Regions from separate parts of the Homo sapiens genome. Here region 1 is linked to region 2. A link is a contact called in ENCODE Hi-C data. All regions are on one chromosome and are shown on one strand. Each heading gives the region's core, a stretch centred on a gene start or an enhancer-like site at or near the end of the contact. The rest is flanking DNA. Distances are from core to core; before and after follow the strand shown.

Region 1 (2,717 bases), core at 19-2,518, 320 kb after region 2:
AAGGTGCATCTCTCCCACAAACACTGAGGTGATTTGGCATAGTGCACCAAGTAGAGAAGTGAGAATGAGATGAGCTGGGGTAAAGATCCAATTCTTGCCACTAGCTGCGTGAGCTTGCTCAAGTAACCAAATTTCTTTGGGCCTCTGTTTCCTGATCAACACTGTGAAGATAAGAGCATCCACATTACCTCTCGCATAGGGTTGCTGTGAGGCTCACAGGCCATAATCCTGAGGCACTTTGTAAGAGGTGAAGAGGCTGGGCTTCTGGGTTGGGTGGGGACTTGGAGAACTTTTCTGTCTAGCTAAAGGATTGTAAACACACCAATCAGTGCTCTGTGTCTAGCTAAAGGTTTGTAAACACACCAATCAGCACTCTGTAAAAACGTACCAATCAGCACTCTGTCTAGCTAAAGGTTTGTAAAAGCACCAATCAGCACTCTGTAAAAACGGACCAATCAGCACTCTGTAAAATGGATCAATCAGCAGAATGTCGGCAGGGCCAAATAAGGTAATAAAAGCTGACCACCAGAGCCAGCAGCAGCAACCTGCTTGGGTCTGCTTCCACCTGTGGAAGCTTTGTTGTTTCACTCTTTGCAATAAATCTTGCTACTCACTCTTTGGGTCTGCACTACCTTTAACACTCACTGCGAAGGTCTGCAGCTTCACTCCTGAAGCCAGAATGACCACGAACCCACGAGGAGGAACACACAACTCCGGACGCGCCACCTTTAAGAGCTGTTAACACTCACTGCAAAGGTCTGTGGCTTCACCCCTGAAGTCAGCGAGATGACGTCAGCGAGACCACAAACCCACTGCGAGGAACGAACAACTCTGGACGCACCACCTTTGAGAGCTGTAACACTCACTGCGAAGGTCTGCAGCTTCACTTCTGAAGTCAGCAAGACCACGAACCCACCAGAAAAAAGAAACTCCAGACACACCATCTTTAAGAACTGTAACACTCACCACGAGGGTCTGTGGCTTCATTCTTGAAGTCAGTGAGACCAAGAACCCACCAGAAGGAACCACTTCCGGACACATTTGGACAACTCTTTAGATCAAGGGTGTCCAATCTTTTGGCTTCCCTGGGCCACATTGGAAGAAGAAGAATTGTCTTGAGCCACACATAAAAGACACTAACACTAATGATAGCTGATGAGCTTAAAAAATTGCCAAAACATGTCAAAATGTTTTAAGAAAGTTTACAAATTTATGTTGGGCCACATTCCAAGCTGTTCTGGGCCACAGATTGGACAAGCTTGCTTTAGATAAAGAGTTACACAAATGTGAGGCTGGGCACAGTGTCTCATGCCTGTAATCCCAGTGCTTTGAGAGGCTGATGTGGGAGGATCTCTTGGGGTGGGAGTTTGAGACCAGTCTGGGTAACATGGTAAGACTCTGTCTTTACACGCATATATAAAAATTAGCTGGGCATGGTGGCCTGCGCCTGTAGTCCTAAAGCTGCAGTGAGTCATGATCGTGCCACCACATTCCAGCCTGGGTGAAAGGGCAAGACTTTGTCTCAAAACAAAAGGCAAGCAAACAAAAAACAACAGAGAGTTTCACAAATGTGAAGTGTTATTAGTAACTGAAAGAAGTGTACTGAGTTATTGCCTCAAAAACATGTTTATTTATTTCATATAAATTCATAGGCACTTGGGGTGGACAGAGCATCAGATCAGGTAATATGTAAAAATGAGTAAGACTTCTCTACTTAAAGAGGTTAAATATGTCGAGAAAATAAAGCCCCATCTGGACATAGTAAGTAATAAAACAAATACAAGGCAAAATGCTTTTTAAGAAGGCCAGAGACAGATTTGCAAAGAGGGAAGTTCATCCCAAACAGGAGAACTGGAATATACAAAGGATCCTCTGTCCACCTGAAATGCCAAATTTAAACACATGGGATAGTAAAAGCATAAATAATCAAATTCTGAATTCCATTAAGTAAATTTAGAAGAGGGAAGGGAGTAATAATTTTCATATTGGCAGTCTTCTTCCTATTATTATTTTATGTAATCATTTAGTGTGATATTAAAATTCAGTAAATCTCTCACATCTTGTGTGTACGTTTTATTAAATAGAAGTTTTACTCTTAATAAGAAATAATCTTTTTTTTCAAAATTACAAAAGGTCACAATAAATTTATGGTTAAGCAAGATTCCTACCAGATAATGATCTTTCCTGTAGTTTACTTTCCAGAAAAATCTCACACTTCTATCAGCTTACTCAAATATATTTTATTTCCTGATTGCAGATAAATAAATGGCACCTATTCTGGTGACTCGGAATAGGTGCCATTTATTTATCTGCAATCAGGAAATAAAGTGACACTTCTGAGTCACAAAGTTCAACTCTTCTGAGTTGAACTATGTGAAAGTTCTTTACTAATACCACACAGATCTTTTCCATTCTGATATAGGAACTGTGTGCATGTCCTCATCTGTATATTTCAGTGCTAGAAAGGTGTCAGCATAGCAGTCTCTCAATAAACATTCTATGAATTGAACTGAATTAGGAAATTGTGACAGATGCTGCTAATTGCCTGCCTACTCATCATCCACTCTTCCTTTTTTCTTATAAACAGAATCCTAATTTATTTGGAGGCCACCATGTATTCAGCTAAAATATTGAATCTCCTACTTTTTCAGTGAGATATGAGTGGAAATCACTGCCTTTGACTTCTTAGAAAGTTATTTAAAAGGAGACAAACTCCA
Region 2 (2,700 bases), core at 68-2,567:
GGTCAGCTCTACCTCTAAAACATATTGAATCAGAATGTATCTTTCCATCTCTGTTGCTATCACCTAGCCCAAGCCACTGTCATTGTTCACCTGGATTATGACCACAGCTTTATATGTTGTCTCCTTTTTATATTCTTGCTTCCCATTAATTTAGTTGCCATACAACTGTCAGAGTAGTCTTTTAAAATTGTAAATTAGATCACGTCATTACCCTGTTTCAAATCTGTTATTGCTCACTGATCTTGGCATAAAATTTATCCTTACCAATGCCATTAAGATCCTTTCTGATCTGACCCTCTCTACCTCTGTGGTCTCCTTGCTCAAGTTGCTCCCCTCATGCTGGACTTCTAACTGAAATTCCATGCTTGTTCCTACCAAAGAGCCTTGATATTTCTGTTCTATCTGGAATGTTCTTACTTCAGACCTCTGCATGCCTGGCTCTTTCTAATGTTACTTTCTCAGAGAGATTTTCTCTTAATTTCTACCCTGTTACCTCCACCCCTAGTCATCCTTTAGACCTTTGTTGCTTTATTTTCTTTACAGCATGCTACTATTTGAAATTACTTTGTTTATGCATTTACTTGCTTATTATCTCTTTCCCAGACTAGAGGGTAAGGACTTTATCTGTTTTGTTCGTCGCTGTGTGTGGAGGGTGATAAAATATTTAACAAGGGGTTAGGCCGGGTATTCACCCGTTGAGTTGGAAGCTGGGACAGGGTCCTGGAGGCTTCTTGCTTTGCTGAATCTTGGGGAAGTCTAGGGCCTAGGGGGTGGGCGTGGGTCCCAAGGAAGAGACTAGGATGGCCAGTGTGGAGTGGAGTGGTGTGCTGTGGGCTGCAGCTATTTACCAACTGGTATAGAACTATTTCAGTATTTGAACACTATCAATTTAGAGCTGTGCCTGGTATGTAATGGGTGCTCTGTAAGTATCTTTTGAGTGAATGAATAATGGGATGACAAAACATGAAAGAAAGAAGGTAATATATGGGAAACTCCTGAAAATAATGAAGTTGGACGTAAGGTATAAAGTGGTGTCTTCCCCTTTACCAGAATATTTGTAGTCATGACTGAGCCAACTTTGGTTTTTAAAGATACAGAATCAAAGTAAAGAGCATAGACCAAGGGTAGTAACAAGTATACAAAATTACATCACTACCTAGCCTTTTTTTAAAAAATAAACTTGTATTTTCCCAATTTTTTTGTGGTAAAATATACGTAACATGAAACTTGCTGTCTTAACCATTTTAAAATGTACAGCTCAGTGGCATTAACTACTTTTCAACTGTTGTGCCACAAACACCATGGCTTACTTTTGAGTGTGCCATCTTGTGGCACTTTTGGTTTCTCTGTTAGATAATGACTTCAAGTATTTCACAGCTTTTGTGTTTCTATTTCCTTATATCTAAGTGGGGGGAGACTTTTTATGCTTTCTCTCATAGAGCTGTCATAAGGATCAAAAAGGAGATAAAATATAGACCAAGCTTGTTTAACCTGCGGCTGGCTTTGAATGTGGCCTAACACAAATTCATAAACGTTCTTAAAACATTATGAGATTTTTTTTTTTTTTAAAGCTCATCAGCTATCCTTAGTGTTAGTGTATTTTATGTGTGGCCCAAGACAATTCTTCTTCTTCCAATGTGGCCCAGGGAAGCTAAATGATTAGACACCCTGATATAGACCATCATGTTCAGTGATCTTAAAGCCAGGGTTGCTGGAATGATGTGGGCACTGGAGACCACAGTGACACTTAGCAGATGCTAGGCACCCATTTTAGGGATGCCTCTACTAGTAGAGCATCTCTTCACCCCCTGCATTGTGACATTGTGCTCCTTGAGATGGAAGGCTCAGATTTAAGAAGAGACCAGCTTTGTCAGAAAGGTGTTTCCCTTCCAGGGCAACACTCAGTGCAGTTTTGAAGTTAGGATGTTTAGATCATTGTAGCATCTAAAACACTCTGATATGAGTTTGAAAAAGATGGCTTTTTAAAATTATGAGTATGAATTAATTAGGTTCTTGCCATGTGCTTAAAGACCAAGTCTTCACTAGTACCTGTGTTACTATATTGTTTTCAGTTTTGCAGGCCTAGGTCAAGGAGAATTTGGATCAGGTCACCGTGACTGAAGAATTGGAAAATAATATGTATGAGAAGATGTTAAAATAAGTGTGACTGTATAGCTTAGAAAATTAAGTTCAGAGTTAAAGAAATACAGTTTTTTTTTCTGTTATGTGGAGGATGCTTAAACAGAGGTGGTAGCCACATTATATACTTTCCTTACCCACTTGTTAAGTCTTTGCATTGCTAAATTAGAGGTCTACATTGTGGATTAACTGAGACTAGCCTGAACCAGATGTCATGTCTGAATTGGGAATAACAAGCCTGAGGTTTTTAGACTGTCTAACCATGTCTGTGTTGGCTATTTATTTTGTAGACTACACTTAAGACCTAAGTAGTTATACTCTACTGCTAAGTCTGTGACTAATTGCAAAGAAGCCATTCTCCATTTGGCTTAGTGGTTGTGAGCAATGACTTTAACATAGCCACAGGCTCACTGGGCTTTGAATCCAATTGTTAGTTGTATGCCCTGAGCAAGTTAACTTATCCAAACTCCTGTTTTTTTCATCTTTAAAATAGGCATAATAATACCCTATTTTACTTGCGGTGAGGACTGAAGGAGGTCATTTATATAAAGGTGTCATCGG

What was found. A loop is a pair of places that touch in the nucleus more often than their neighbours do. Pooled maps may share reads with other maps.
Region 1: a loop to region 2 is called in a map of natural killer cell, with 14 times the contacts of the local background. The contact joins two enhancer-like sites. A Hi-C loop is called at or near these places in 1 of 168 maps with a recorded cell type or tissue (natural killer cell) and 2 of 50 pooled maps.

The regions. Positions count from the first base shown.
Region 1 is chr1:100,712,428-100,715,144 of GRCh38, forward strand. No RefSeq gene overlaps it. Among named protein-coding and RNA genes, the nearest start is that of VCAM1, 6.0 kb to the right of the region's middle. RefSeq lists an enhancer at 1-1,041. Within about 2 kb of position 1,269, at least 4 of the 41 ENCODE cell types and tissues checked have a DNase peak (open chromatin) inside an H3K27ac peak, as active enhancers do; they include natural killer cell, where a contact is called at or near this core.
Region 2 is chr1:100,395,479-100,398,178 of GRCh38, forward strand. All of the region lies in intron 4 of CDC14A (cell division cycle 14A), which reads left to right. Among named protein-coding and RNA genes, the nearest start is that of CDC14A, 44 kb to the left of the region's middle. Within about 2 kb of position 1,318, at least 3 of the 41 ENCODE cell types and tissues checked have a DNase peak (open chromatin) inside an H3K27ac peak, as active enhancers do; they include natural killer cell, where a contact is called at or near this core.